Regions from separate parts of the Mus musculus genome. Here region 1 is linked to region 2. Evidence: chromatin loops called from intact Hi-C (ENCODE). Cell type or tissue: heart. All regions are shown on one strand.

The links. Peaks named below come from ENCODE experiments on the same cell type or tissue, not always from the same donor. Only the 100,000 strongest peaks of a DNase experiment are listed, where the experiment ranks them.
Region 1: it touches region 2 in a loop (3-fold over the local background); 6 of 42 quality-filtered maps call a loop at or near these places.

What each region holds. Positions count from the first base shown.
Region 1 is chrX:52,365,668-52,373,667 of GRCm38, reverse strand. Gpc3 (glypican 3) reads left to right here. Exons shown (of 8, transcript NM_016697.3): 6 at 7,826-7,946. Among named protein-coding and RNA genes, the nearest start is that of Mir6384, 8.5 kb to the left of the region's middle. In heart, a CTCF peak has its summit at 3,068; no DNase peak of the experiment used is centred here.
Region 2 is chrX:51,502,696-51,510,695 of GRCm38, reverse strand. The region is part of intron 2 of Hs6st2 (heparan sulfate 6-O-sulfotransferase 2); the gene reads left to right. Among named protein-coding and RNA genes, the nearest start is that of Hs6st2, 170 kb to the left of the region's middle. In heart, no CTCF peak of the experiment used is centred here; a DNase peak (open chromatin) is centred at 4,875.

The DNA of each region.
Region 1 (8,000 bases), 860 kb before region 2:
ACCAGACAATATCCCAAAATTGGGGGATGGGGTGCGGGGAAATCCAAACACTTCCAGTCCTGAGCATTTTGGACAAAAGATCCTCCACCTGTAATAAGTAGAGTTATACCCTCCATCACATGTTGACAGCGGAAGTCCCAGATGTGTCAGATTTGTATCACAACCACCTTTTAAGTGGCACAAACCTCCCATTGCTGTTTGAACTCAAGATGTTCTATGGCTAGCAGGTTTGGAAGCCCAGTGAGTAGTCTGAAGGGATGGACATGAGGCTGGAAGGAGTGGGCTGTGGGCTGTGGGCTGTGGCCATCTCTCTGGCTAGTCTGACCAAGTGGTATGTGCCATACCACTTGAATGGTAACATTTAGTAAGGCATAGAAAAGTAGGTCTGGGGCTGGTGAGATGGCTCAGTGGGTAAGAGCACCCGACTGCTCTTCCGAAGGTCAGGAGTTCAAATCCCAGCAACCACATGGTGACTCACAACCATCTGTAACAAGATCTGACTCCCTCTTCTGGAGTGTCTGAGGACAGCTACAGTGTACTTATAATAAATAAATAAATAAATCTTTAAAAAAAAAAAAAAAAAAGAAAAGTAGGTCTGTCGTGGAGAAAGCGACGAATCACTAAAGTAGGGTGACTTGATAGGTGGAAGAGACTGGCTGGGAGACCAGAAGGCCAGTCAGTGTAAGGCAGGCCCCCAGTCAAAGACTGCAGATCCAGCAAGACTGTTTGATTAGAACTATAAACTGAGCTTTGTTGGGGGGAGGCCCTCCACCTCGAATCAGCCCCACAGACCTCTCTACTGAGGCCCTAATGTCTGCCCGGAAACGAAGTAGAGGCATAGGTGGATGGATACAAGTGAGGGAAATGGGAGAGAGTTCAGGTCAGAGAGCCCAGAGAAATATGAAGCAGTGCTAGGCAAGAGGAAGTCGTGCCTGAACACCCAGGGCTCACTCCAAGAGCATGAAAGAATGGCTTTGAGGAACAAGGCGGAATTCCAAAGCCTGGGGCTTGCCAGGTGAGTCAGCTAAGCTAACACCTTTAGCAGCTCTGTTTCCTCTGGCCCAAGACCTGGAGCAGAGGTGGGAGAGTGGAGGTGGAGGGGCAATAACCCTGCAGGTAAAAGGGTTTGAGACCTGCCCGTAACTGTAGCTAAGGGAACGGAGGCTTCCAAACGATAACAGGAATGTTTATCTTGTAAAGGATCTCAGCAGTTCCCATTGCTATGGAGTCAGTCTGCCCTTTGCTCTAGATCTCTGGCAATTCATTTGGACATTCAAAACAACATGATGAAGTATGAAGCACTTGACATTCCTGGCCAACAGGTTCTTCCTTGATAGACACTGTCCCTTGGATAGGTTTGGGTATTTAGTGCCTGTCGCTTAGCCATCAGAGTTCAAGTGCAAAGGCAAACAAAGAAAACTCTTCAGTGTTCTTTTACCTTGATCCTATGTTCTGGCCCTATAGAACCAGACTGAAGACAACTGAAGTGTTGGGTTTCTCTCAGTGTGGGCGTGGGGAAGTTGAAACTTCTCCTAAGTATTGTTCTCAAGGTTCATTTGGGTGCTCTCAGGAAGTTCTTTGCAAATGTTTGTTGAAGGTCTACTATCTGTCTAGTACTGTCTTTCATACTTTCAAAAGAGCTCTCCACTAAAACATTCCGTGTTCTAGGCACAGTTGGAAGCACATAGCCTATATAATCTCAACTCAATAGCATTTGTCATATCAACTAGTCCCCCACAACATGCTAGTGACATTATTCCTTACCTGTTTGAAGGAGAGCCAGTTTTATTTTTATTTGGGGACTGAACCATACATGCTAGGCAAGTGCCTTACCAGCCCTCTTTTTTTTTTTTTTTATCATTTTTGAGACCTGGTGTCCCTAAATTGCCCAGGCTGGTCTTTAATTCACCTGGAATTCCAGACAGGCTTTGAACCTACAGTCTTCCTGCCTCAGCCTTTAGAGTACCAAAGATTTCAGGCCTATATCCCCAAGCCCAGCTCAAACCAATATTTGAATCTATATCTTTGAATATAAGCCCAATTTTCTTTCTACCACATGACTTGGCCCTTTTGTAAACATGTTATATAGGGGGAGGGATGTATAGTGCTTGCCTGTAATCCTAGCACTTGGGAGGTAGGTTTCCTTGTCACTGTCCTGGATCCTTTGATGGCTAGACTGAGGTACAGGTGGTGCTGTCCCTGTCTCTATCATCCCCTCTCTGCTGAGCCAACTGCTTCTCCCAGCCACAGACTCTAATGGATAATATCAATTTCTTCACCGGCTAGAAACTATTCACTGCATCTCTGGATTTAAGTCATTGATATTCCAAGAGTAATCTTTTAGCCCTTTCTCAAGTGAGGTTTAAAACAAGGATAGAAATGAATTGACACTCACTTACTCTCCTACCATGTTAATGTCTTCTAAAATGAGATGTAAATGGCTTTGCATTCTTCTGATTCCTTCCACAGCATTTTCTTTCTTGCTACTAAAATCTCTGTAATTTCTGAAAGGCAATTGTGTGAAAACACAGGTATTTCTTGGAATATCGTGGATGAGTGTGCTGTTAGCATTGAAAATTTGCCCTGACGTTGTTTATAACTGTTGTGTTGCAGTTAGAAAAAAATGAAAGTGATGAAATATTTCTCTTTGACTATATCCACCAAAATCTAGGTTTAATGCTTGCAATCAGTATAGGGCCAGCTTAATGTACATACTGCAAGTCCCAGGGTAACCAGGGGTAAAAACTATTACCTAAACATAAATAAAAAAATGTCCACAAATCACTAGGAAAAATTGTCACTTTCTTTATTAAACACATTTAAAATCTCAGCTAACTTCATCTTTACTTTTATTTTTGTGTATTTATGCAATTAAGGCTGCATCTCCAACAGAAAACAGTTTTTTCTTAAAGCCTCTTAATAAGTTGCTTTTTGCTACTCTGTGTTCTAGGTTTTTTTTTTTTTAAGCTATTTGTTCTCTTTAAATTTTACCATTTTCCCCTAGTGCTTGTAAGCCAGAATATTTTTCAAGGATGACAGACCATTTATTGTCATGCCACAGTTTCTCCATAAGATGGTGCTCTGAGCATGCATGATCTATAGCTTTTTTTTTTTTCCTTGCTTGCTTTTTCTTTTTCTTTTATTTTTTCTTTCTCTTTTTCTTTTTTCTTTTTCTTTTTTCTCCCAGCCACAATCAGGCAGCAATTGAATGTAAACTTTTGTGAAATCAAATCCTTTTAGCCAGGAGTCAGTCCTTCTGAGATTTGTTCACAAACCCTTACCACCATTCTAATGCCTAGGGCAAGAAGGAAAGTGAAGTCTCTAGCAAGCCCCTTGCCCTAAATCAGAACCAGCAGGGTTAGGAATGCACGGGATATGTTTGAGGGACCTCTAAAGAAAAGAGTTTTATTCTGAGTATGAAACTTGTAGTATTCGCGGTTTGAAAAGTCCCTTGCTGAGTCTGTTTCTTCACGTACATGGCAAGGGGGTTGGACCCGCTGGTCTGTGAAGGCACTTCCATCTCCAGCGTTCTCCATTTGCATCTGCTGATTGCCTCAGCCAGTGCAGATTTAGGAAGAAAAGCTCGCCCATTTTACGCTTGTTTGACTCTATTCCTCTTTTACAAGTGCTCTCTTTGCTTCAACTGTCCCAGGACAAGCATGCCCAGATGTCCTGTTTTAATTAGGTTCCTTTTCTCTTTAAGGCTTTTACACAGGTTTCCTCCCCCCCCCCCTTCCCCTCCAGGCCTTAACCAATCTGCCTGAAAGGGAGAAACATTCTCCTTTTCAGTGCACAAATAGGGTTTTCTTAGTATCACGGCAGTCATTTTTGTGCTGAATAGATCCAAACAGGAGGGGGGGGGGATACTGCACGAAGTGCTTAAAGGTAACACCTCTAACATCATGCTAAATATATACAGCCAAGAAAGCACCCTGTTTCGGTGGAGGTGGGCATTTCTATTCTTTTATTGCCAGAAGCATATTAAAACTTCTGGGAAGAGGCAGTTGTGAAAGGAGGAGGACAATTAATCAAGCCACAGAAAAGTATTGCTAACCAGATAACGCACCATGAAAATCCCCCGAGGCTAATGAGTGTTCCTGTCTCTGGCATCCCCTAAGAATTGAGTGGGGCAGATGAATTGGGGCTATGATGGCTCAACCTCATTCAAAGACTATCATGAACTGCAGGCATCAGCAGCACTGCGGAGACCCATGGAAGTGAAATGCTGAATGAATTCATTAACTGCAAACTCCAGAGACATCCCTAGCTGATTCCCTTTGGGCTTTGACCCTCAGAGTACACATGTCCCATGAAATACCCTGAGAACACACCATCTGTGTCCCTTTGCTATTGCAGGGAGGCACATGTGCTTAAAGTAAACACAGTCAATTTTTTTTAAGTTATTGAACAAAAGAAATGATGGAGTGAAGTAATGGATAGATTAAACTGGCTTTAGAAATCGTTCACTAGATATACACATATCTGAGCATCACAGTGTACATGATAAATACATTCAAATTTTGTCAATCATGGTTACAAACGCTGAAAAAAACTGAAGTTAACTGTGATGTGCAATTCCATTTATTTTTTTTTTAAATCTAATAGTTACATAGGTTTAGAAAGCTCACAGGAGGGACTGAGGATGTGACACAATAGCAAAGGACTTCTCCAGTATGAGCAAGGCCCTAGGTTCAGTTGTCAGCACCACACAGAGAAACAAAAATCCATGGTATAAAATACAGAAGATAAATCAAGTTGTAAAATACATAAGCAAGTCTTGCCCAGCACTTATTGAAAGTAACAGCTGCCACTACTTTCTTGTTTTCTGTACATATTTGAGCAGTTTTATAACACATGAGAGTACAGGTGTTCTCCTTTTGTAAAAGATGGATCCTAGGACCCCTGGTTGGTTCCTTAAAAGAATGATAGTACTGAACCCCACATGAATAGTCATCTCTCTATGTCCAAGGATTCAATCAAACACAGTTTGGAAACACAATTAGGAGGAGAAGATTGGCAATATAGGTTTGACCTCATGCTTAGCAGGCAGAAGGTCCTAACTTTGATCTTTGATAGGATGAGGGAAAGAAAGGAAATGTTGGTCAGTGGGAGAACCCTTGCCTGATATGCCTGAGGCCCAGCACTGAAAAGAAAACGAACAGACAACTATTACAAAGTTTAGTTTAGAAATTAGACATGAACAGATTAATAATCATATCATAAAACAATTCTAGCTGTGTATTACAGTAAAAGTTTTATGATCTCTCCATCACTCTGAAGTCAATCTGACAACTTAGACTTGTTGAACACAGAAATAATTTATATCCTAGGCATGAATGAGTGGATGGTATAGGTTTTATCATACTTAAAACAAAACTCAATTTAAAACTTATGAATTAATGATTTCTGTAGTTTTTCACTTAATGTTGTCAGTCTATTGCTATTGCTGTGTGCCAGCCAGTGATTCTATAGAAGGGGAAGCTGTAGACAGGTGGAAAAAGCCTATTATAATGTCTGTACAAACCCATTTTTATCACAAATAGACCCACACTGGACATTCTCAACTTGTGAGGTCTTTGTTGTTTTAATGTATCTTGGCCTTTCTTCTCTATCAGTGCATACAGATCTACTATGCTCTTTTAATGTATGCTTCATATTCCATTATGACAGTCATTACTTTTAAAATCTGGTTCAGTGTTTTTTTTTTTTCCCAAGCTAAGGTAGAAAGAAAGGATAGAGAGATAAGATACAGGAAAAGATGTGAGGCAGAAGAGTGTACCGAGTACCTACAGGAGAGTATAAAAACAGAGTATTTAAATAGCGTCACTGAATTTTAGCAACCATGAGCAACAGTTGGATGAGTACATTTGCCTAGTGCTTTGTACAGAAATGAGATAAAGGAGAGCTTTATGTCTAAACCACAAGCCAGCCCTTCCCAACACTTCTGTAACCAGAAACCATGCTTCATTTACTCGAGCTCCTGGAGGATTTAAATAGCACGTGATACAGTGCAACAGTGAACGCTGTTTCAACTGTCAGAACAAAATAAAAGAGAAGAGGGAGCTTTTAGGTGCGCTGCCTTTTTTTTTTTAATTGAGTCACCATGGGATTGTGGAGCAGTGTTGAGCTGGCCATGTTTAGTTCTAATTCATGACTAGAAAATGAGAGATGAGAAAAGAAAGGAGAACTAGAGGAGAGGCAGAGAACCCTCCTACAAGAGAATCACCAAGGGATCAGCTATGAGGTTCATTAGATTTAATATTCATAATAGCTTTAGAATGGGAGTCCAGGACCAAATTGCTAAGCTTCCATGTCTTTCTCCAATTCTGGTGAGGATAATGAGCTTCAGGAAAATGTTTGTTTTGTAGGAAGGCACAAAAATGTGCTTGGCGAGCTTTGGTATGGACAAGTCCATGGAGGGATCTTTAAAAACACATTCCTGAGGTTCATTTCTGAATTAATCCTACATCTTCATCTGTGCATAGGGGCTCTTCCTTAGGCAATAGCAGGAGGAAAGAAAGAAGTCGGAATTGGTATCATCAGGGAAGAAGCACATTTGCACAGCACTCTACGGACACAAAAGGGGTGGCTAATACTGAGTGCACTGTTTGATAAAGATTCCATGAAGGCAGTTGGCTCGGTGATCTGACAATTCAGTGGTTGCCTTTTCATTCGGTGCCAGGAAACTACAAAGCCTCTAGGAGCTGACCATATGTATACGATGGATTCTCTCTCTCTCTCTCTCTCTCTCTCTCTCTCTCTCTCTCTCTCTCTCTCTCTCTCTCTCTTTCTCCCTCCCTCCCCCTTTCCCTCCCCCCCTCTGTCTCTCTCTCTCTGTCTCTCTCTCTCTTTCTCCCTCCCTCACCCTCTCCCTCCCCCCCTCTCTGTCTCTCTCTCTCTCTCTCTGTCTCTCTTTCTCAGCAGGAATAAACTCAACTGTAAGTGCTGTACAAAAAGTATAACAACTTTAAATCCGCACACAAGGCTATTCTTTGCAGCATTGTTTGTATTATCAAAGTTTTTACAAATAATTTAGTTTATCAGTAGGAGATTGGACAAATAAATTATGATACAGTCATGCAGCATAATAAGAACAAAGCAGCTCAGTATATTCTGAAATGGAAATGTTCACAGTATAGATATTAGGACAGAAAATGATGCAAATCAGGATGTATGACAGGATTCTAGTTCGGGTTAAAATTAAGATCTGGAACTGTGGGTACAGAAAAATGTCCAATCAAGTGGGAATCACTGTCCCGGTTGAAGCCAGAAAAGCCTGACACTGGGGATAAAGGTAGAATGAATGGCTTTGGATTACAAATCATCCCCCTGCTCCTCCTGATGAGGACATCCGTAGAGACCTTAATACATCCTTCAGCTCTAAAGCCAAGCCTGTGATTCCCCATGCAGGACAATGTCAACAAGCCTCTCCCGAGCCATGACTTTCTCTTCCGTGGAGGCAAGCTAGCAGGCATAATGTATGCTGCATCGGGTTGAAAAAGCTCCCTGAACAGAAAAACAGTTCCTGTGGGGGCCACAGGAAATTATGAGACGAGGGGTATGAGGGGAAGGCAGAGGTAAAGAGCATGGGAGGGTCTTTCTCCTTCAAATGAGTGGGAAGCACAGGCAGAGCTAGTCTTTAATGGTGTTTTTCACTGACCGTGACCTTGAGCGTCCCCGGGCACAGTGCTTTCTAGTCGGCCGTCTCATGTTCTAAAAGGCAGGAGAAAATTTATAGTCAGTTGCACTGTTGGTACCCAATGGAGTCAGTCTCGTTGATTGGGACTCTCATTGTCAAACTTTCTCTTTCCCTTCCTCTCTATAGATACAGCCAGAAGGCGGCAAGGAACGGGATGAAGAATCAGTTTAACCTCCATGAGCTGAAAATGAAGGGCCCTGAGCCGGTGGTTAGCCAGATCATTGACAAACTGAAGCACATTAACCAGGTATGTGTCATAGCCAACAGAAGTGGAACTGCAAAAGAAATCAATATGAGGCAG
Region 2 (8,000 bases):
TTCTACCAACCTACTTACCTACTTACCTACTTACACACATGGGGGAAGGGGAGGGTCAAGAATCAAGAATATCATGTTCTTCCACTTCTCTCTCAAAAAGTATGGTTTTATTTCAAAAGGTTGGGCTGACACCTGTGTGAGTATAGCTTTAATTCACCACCCACTACGAGGTTCTGGTATCCAGCAAGATGTTAGCTTTAAGCTGTACATTTTCTCATCAAGCACAATCATTTGGGTCACTGATCTAAAGGTAGATTGCATCCTAACAAAGCCCAGACTAGAATGGAAGTAAAAAATATCAGCAACGAATAGAAATAGTATTTTCATATAAGGACTCAAAATTAGTGCAGAAAAACTGATAACCAAGGAAGTATCCACCTTTAAATAAACAGAAGGTCCAATTCTTTACTTGTGTGTACCCCTGCTTCACTTGAATAACCACACACACTTAGCACGAGTTAAAATTTACAAAACCAGCCAGCCAATCGTGGACCATTTTTATAGCATTTATTTATTAAATACTTTTATTTATATTATTACTGTTATTGTTATCTTTTGGGCATATGATGAGTGTGAGTAAATGGCCCTGGGTCATGGTGTGAATATGAAGGTCAGAGGACAGATTTCAGGAGTTGGATTTCTCCTACAAAACTTCTAGGGATTGAACTCAGATATTTGGGCTTCTGTAGCAAATGCTTTCACCCACTTAGCCAGCTGGCCAGGGTCTGATTTAACTTTTAACACTACGTTACAGCATTATTTATTCAACTGGGGTCCAGACCTTGCTTTCTATTGCCATTCTTGAGTAAAAAGAGCTGGAGCTCCTTGGAGCAATGATTGGTTCTAAGAATGAGCCTGGAAATAGTACAAGCACCGGGCAGTGCCAGAAAGGAAGCAAGTCCTAATAAACAAAACCACAAAGAGCAAAAGCACCAACAAGACTCACCTCATGAGCCCAGTGAGGCGGTGTCCAGTGACCAAAGCTGAAGGAATCTGAGAAACCAAGTAGGTGGTACCAGTCTACAACCCAGTTATCCAATGTGCAAAGAACACAGCCAGGAATCCACAGTAATGTAATGAAAATGAATGAATAAGCCAGGGAGCTTTTGAGCTAAGGGAAAACTGTATGTGACAATTCAAGGTGCTTTGTGCAGATATTTCATCCTAAAACAGAGCATAGTGGAGCATAGTTCCTCGCTCCTTACCTGGAGGCTGTGGTTACTGACTCTCCCATGAGTACAGTGTACAGAAAGGAAAGAGATAGAACCTTCGAGTGGTAAATCCTGCTAAGTGGTACCTCAGCCAGGTACTCAAAGCCAATATCATCAGCCATAAACCATGTTAATGGGATAAAGGTAAGAAATTTTCCATCAGAGGAGTAGTCTATAACTATACTCTTCAATCGTCAGGGTCATAAATAAACAAAGCAAAAAAACTGAAAAGCCTGAGCCAAGCAGAGCCTAAGGATGTGTGACATCTAAACGGACAAAACCATGTAAACGGAGAAAATGTGAATTAAATATAGACTGTGGGTATAATACCACTGCACTAATACCTCCCAACTCATAGCAGAGGTACTTACAAAGCTCAGAAGTTAGTAATGGAGGGAAGTTAAGGCTGGGTGGGAATGCAGCTCAGTCGCACAGTGCTTTGTGAGCTTGAGTAAGGGCCTTGAGTTACAGTCACTGTACTAAAAAGAAATTGCTTTTCTTGGCTTGATGACACCCATCTGAAATCTTAAGCACTGGGTCCAAGAGCAGCCTGGGCTATGTTATGAAATCCTATTGTAACATAACAAAAAGTAAGAAAGCCTGAGGTGGGGGATATGGAACTTTCCCTTCTTCCTTCCCATTCTTCCCTCTGAAGCTAAAGCTATCATAAAATATCAAATGGTTTAAAAACATGATTTGTGTGAATGCTTTAATGCTCCCTTGATTTGCATAACCAAGGTGATAACCTCGCCTTCTTTGCCATACTTGTGGCCCAGTTCCAAATACAAAACAAATCCCTAGCACTGAGTTTCCTGAGACAGAACTAGGCACACAGTTTACATGGTCAGTGTTCTTTGTGCTTGTATATGAAGAAAGTCAGGCATGATGGCTAATACCTATAATTTCAGCATTTGGGATATTAAAGCAGAGACTGCTGAGATTTAAGGGAGGTAAGAAATAAGGAATGGAGGGATGGAGAGAGGAAGGGAAGGAGGGACAGAGGGAAGGAAGGAAGGAAGAAAAAGAAAGAAAGAAAGAAAGAAAGAAAGAAAGAAAGAAAGAAAGAAAGAAAGAAAGAAAGAAAGAAAGAAAGAAAGAAAGAAAGGAAGAAAGGAAGGAAGGAAGAAAAAAGGGAGGAAAGAAGGAAGGGTCAGCATGCAGCCAATCTCCTCCTTTTAGTAAACTGCATTGTACCACCATCCTGGTGGATGCTAACTGCCAGCCCTTGCTACCTGGGCCTGCTTTTAGAAGCCTGGACCTCGGTCTGAGAATGTGGTAAGATTGAAGTAGGTTTTGTCCTTCTTGTCACTCTCCTACTGCTACTCACACCAACACTAATAAGGCAGGACAAGCATCTATTTAAACCTTGAGGTTGTAGGTGTAAATTTCTCTCTCATCCCTCCCTCCACCTCCACACTGTTCATTTGTACAGAAAGGCTAGGCTGCCTGCCTATGGCAGAAATCTGGGTAGACACTTTGCTTTCACTTTAGTCCCTTAGGTGAAACTGCACCAATGAAAGAACAGTACTGAGTAGACTTGACTTGTCTTTGGCCCAAAGATTTATTTGGGGGTAAGCTGAGATCCAGAAATGGTCGATGGTGACAGTAAATGGCAGAACGTACCTGTACCTTTTGCTCTTTGATGAGCATCTCTGTAAGAAGATCCTTCAAAGTAAGGGTAACTGAGTCTCTTTGGAATAAGTGTGTGAGTCTGGTGTCTGTCTCCTGCTAAAAGAAATGCTAGAAAGTGAATGCTAGCCACACCATCCGGTTTCACTGTAGGCATTATCTTTGGCTATCGACAAATGAGAGTTTGGATCCCATCTCTTTGTTCTTGGGCCCCTGAAGTGTATAACAGTGAGGCCTGGACAAGTCACTTACCCATTACAGAACCTGCATTTCTTGGTCTGTAAGACAGGGACACCAACAAAACAGTTGCTCTGAAATTAAAGGAACTAGTGAGCCCAGCTTTCAGAATAGATACTTACTAGATAGCAGTCTTCACCAGTGGAGGACTACAGCTTGGGGCTAGGATAGGAAATTTCCATTAGACACTGTCTCCAGTATGGCCCTGAAGATGCTGACTGTCTGGAACCTACTAGCTTCCCTACATAACACATGAGAATTGGTTCAGGAATCAAAGCTTTCCTTTGGAGAGCCCTGGAAGAAACCTCACAGAGTATGATGTTTTTCCAAGTGATGCCCACATGAATGCATTTCTTATCTTCTTTTTCAGGCTTACATGAAAGAAGGGAGCTCTTAATAAGGGCTTTTCAGAGAAGAGCATCTCTGGAAGCCTGGACATGTTGTCCTCATCTACTTGGGGGTGCATTTAATATTCTTTGAGTTGGAATGGGTGCTGAGTTCCCTGTAGGCTTTGTACCCAGGGCCTTGAAAGCCAAGGGCAGCAGCATGCACTTGCCTTCCCAGGTGCACTTCTGAGAATACTCTAATGGAGTTCTTTCTTTCTTTTGTGTTGTTGTTGTTTTTGTTTTGGATATTGTACAGCTGAGGACCAGATGACGTTATTGAAAACTGGGGGATAGAGCGGAGGCTAGAAGCAGCTGTTGCTACAGGAAACGAGGCTTCCCTGCTTAGGGAACACACTGCTCCTAAAGGTTCTATGGGGGTGGAGGTAGATACAGAATGGCAGCTGTCCTCCACTCAGATCTTTCTTTGTGTACCCAGAGGTTAGGCTGAGCTGTGGGTGACTAGACTGTAGATTACAAAACCATGGAGAGCAATGCCAAAACAAATTCTTGACCTGTAAAATCTGCATTCAGCTTGCTCTACGTGTTTCTACATGTTGTCTCTTTTCTTCTTTTAGATTAGAGCCAAAGAGCTCATCCTGTGGTCAATCCAACATCCCTTGCCCAGACTGCTTGGTGTTTACTGTTTCAAAGGGCTGAGTAACAAGACCTTGCAAACCGGTCTTTGCCGCTCCTATTCTTTACCTCTGCTGAATTCCACATTGATGAGGTAGATGTTAAGCATCCAACCTTAGGGGAAAATTCTTAAGCCAAAGGCTTGATATGCTGATACTTTAAATTTAGGTCCCAGCTGCAGGTTGAGGATAGGGATTTGAAGACAGGGGAATCTTCCTAAATATTTGAGAACTCATGATATTTCTAAAGTGCTTTGCTTCTATAAACAATACAATGCTTATTTGGGGGGGGGGGAATTACATGCATCCATATTATTCTACCCAGTTCCCATACTTCTGTCCATCACAGCACCACTATAAAATCCTGGAACCAAAGAAACCCTTAACAGATGTCTGCAGATAAAAACAAAGTGAATAGCACTACCGTGCAGGCCACATATTGTTGTAGTTTTAAAAATAGACTGTGGCTTTTGCTTGACTTGCTCATTTAGCCCATTTCCTGCTGGAGTGATACTGCCCAGGCAAAGTGGTTCCGGGGGGTTTCCTTGGCTCTTTTTTCCTGATCCTGCTTCTAAATAAAACCCCAAATATTTCTTCCAGAAATTCAAGTCAATCAACATTTATTGAGCACCTACTGGGTTCATGGTCCTGTTCCAGGCCCTGGAACTGGAGCACAATATTACAGAAACATATGCCCCAACTGGACCCCATCCAGTCTGGAGATAAGGCTGTGGGAGTCTGGCTGGGAAGAGGCTTCTGGCTCCCAGTGTTCTACAGGAAAATTTAAATTGGGATCTGGGTGTGTGTGTGTGTGTGGCCTCTTAAACCTCCTCCACCCTTGTTAATTTGCTTTGTTTCTGAAACACACTGACCAGTATCCCAAATGGGCTTAGCTCATGTTCAAAGCTGCATGTTGAAACATCATTAGCTCTTTGCAAAACCCCTTTCCTATTGGTATATAGCTTCCTCTTAACTCTGCCAGTTTTCTTGAAATGTTTGTCAGCTGCTCCTGCTAGAATCAGGCTTCATTTTTGAGGATATTTTCTTTACAGCCAAACAACTGTAACTAGTGACATTTCCCCTACCAGGCTGTAGTGACTATAGAGCTTTGGTGCTGCTGCATGCCAGGGGTTCCAGTGTGCCAAAGCACAAGTGAATTGCCCGCTTCAAATAAATCAGGCAGTGTTGCTATTGACTCCCTGCATCCAACTCACTGTACTATTCCCCTAAGCATGAAATCCAAAGTCTAAGGCTGCTGGCCATTCAGCTAGCTCTTTGCCTAGCATAGATACATCAAGTTAGTCTACCTTAACCACCTGGTGGTCGATCTTGATTGAAATCCATACGGTGAGTTTAGCTAAGGGAATTTCTATACCACCCTGGTTTGGCTGCACTATATACTTTGCCATACCTTGAAACCAGTGTGTGTGTGTGCGGTGGGGGGGGGGGTGTGGGCACCACATTTTATTTTCTTGTCAGGCTTTTATGGCTAGAGAGGATTGCTTTACAACTCCAATGCTGAGGGGCTGAGTTTATGCTTCATTTGGTTGAAGTTTCTAAGAATTTCAATACTAGCCCCCGTCACTGTGTTGAAGAAGCTTAAGCCGTCCTCCTCCTGGGTTCCTGGACAGGTCCCCATCTGGCTCTGATGCATTGCAGCAAGTGCTATAATAGTGGCAAGAACAGAGCATGCCGTATGAACCAAGGAAGGAAGGATCGCTTCTACTTGGGAGGGGAGAAGGCCAAGAAAGGCTATTCAGAGGAGGCTGGCTATATTCGAGCTAAGTCAGGTGGAAAAGCTATTCTAGGCAAGGGAAACTGTGAGCAAAGGCATTCAAGGTATTGGGGGAACCTTGTTTGGGAAGTGGGAGGGAATTAATTCAATAAAGAGTACATTGCTATAGAAGGGTTCTTTCCAATTGTGATCTAGTCATTAAGACTGGACCATATCCTGGTCAACATTTCTAGATAAAATGGTGTGTGCAATTGTAGATTGTTTGCTCCTTTAGTGTCAGGGGTTGGTATGAGGCCACCTTCCCTTAAAAGGTGTCAACCCCAGGCAAGGACAGCAGCTTTGTGAGAGAGAGGAGTTAAATCTGAGATTGATTTTGGTCCCATTACCAGTGGTCTTTGCTGAGCGAGGCTTAACAAGAGGGAAACTCCTAATGAACTCCCAAGTGTCACCAACATGTTCAGGGTTGGCTCTCAAAGGCAAAGAAATGAAAAGAAAGAAAGAAATCAAAGGGTCTTTCCAAAGAAAAGAGGTAGACAGTAATGGCTATGGGGTTTGGAGTTGCCCGTGTCCTGATTGGCAGGCTGGAATTACAGCTTAGCTGTGTTTGAAGGGTAGGTCCCCTCTAATGCTGTTATTGATACGAGATTCTTTTTTCTCACACAGAGTTATGTTGAGGAAGAAAGAAAATATTTGATCTCTGATTCACAGACATGTTGAATGGCCCATGCAGCTGCTTTATTTTTGAAGAGGAAAAGAAAAAGCTTTTTTTTCCCTCTCTTTTTTGGTCCCCTCAAAATTCAAAGGAAGTAATGTAAGACTTTTGTCACTAACTGTGTGCCTTTCACATGCCTTTATCTTTCAAACGTTGCAACCCTGCTGCTTCCTTACCATAGTGAACAGGGGAGTGTCAACCTGTAGTCTGGAGAGTGTGAAGCCTCCAGTGCCAGCTCCTACAAAGGAATGACGGGCGAATGTGCTCAGAGGCTTCAGTCTACTTTCTGCCCCGTGCCTGTCTCACCTCAGGCAAGCAAAAGATCTGAGAGCTTGGAGTTAGGAGGGGCCATAGGAAAAGAACACTGAGTCCAACCTGTTCAAATTGGGAAACAGAGGTCCACAGAACTCCTCTCTGTAGATTTGTTCATGGTCACGACACTACCCTTGGAGGCAAAGCCAGGCTTCAGATTCAGGTTTCTTTCTTTGTCTTTTTCCCAATCATAGGTTGTGGCCTCTCTTCCTGTCCCTTTCCCTGTTGAAGCAGGAGATAATTCTGGCAACGAGTGTCATCTTCGTTGCAGTTGCTAAAAGATGCAGAAAAGAGATATGAGCCCCCTTGCTGCTCCTCCCTCCCTCCCTCCCTCCCTCCCTCCCTCCCTCCCTCCCTCCCTCCCTCCCTCCCTCCCTCTCTCTCTCTCTCTCTCTCTCTCTCTCTCTCTCTCTCTCTCTCTCTCTCCCCCCTTGTCCACATTTCCAACCAGCAGGCTTGCTGTCTATGTCATATGCCTTTTTAGAGAATCAATGAAGTCACGAAGTTGCAGAAGAGAATCAGGTAAACAAAGTCATGTTATAAGAACAATGCTTCCCCTTGAAAACAGGTACAGTCCTCAAATCATCAGAGTCAGGCATGGTGTAGGCATTGCCTCCTCCAGAAAACATTCCCTCATTTCTATATATGAACTGTATAAGTCTGTCCTGGTTTAAGCCTTCCATGACTGTGTACTGTACCATTATTTATGCATCTCTTTCCCTTTCTGGAATGTGAACCCCTGGGAACAGCAGCCATCTCTCTAGGGTATAGACAAGATCTAGGCCACAATAAAAACGATGAATGGTTTTGAGTTATGGAGGATCCAGGTTCTCATTCTAACAAAGCTTGATGCTTATTTCCCTAGCAACTCAAAAAAAAAAAAAAAGCCAACAATTCCAAGTAAAGCAATAGGTATGCAAGATGAATTTTAATTTCTCTTTGTGGACATGATAGTGGTGCCACTGCTGCCCCAAATCCTGAATGGGCACTCTGTGGTATTTGCTATGTGTGAACCAGCTTAGTCCTACAGTTTGTTTCTCTCAGTGTCAGTGACAAAAGACTTTAGGAAGCCGAGTGAATGTCGTTTGGTGGATGCTATATTGTACTAAAAGGCTGGGCTTAAAATTCTTTTCTACTTCACTTGAG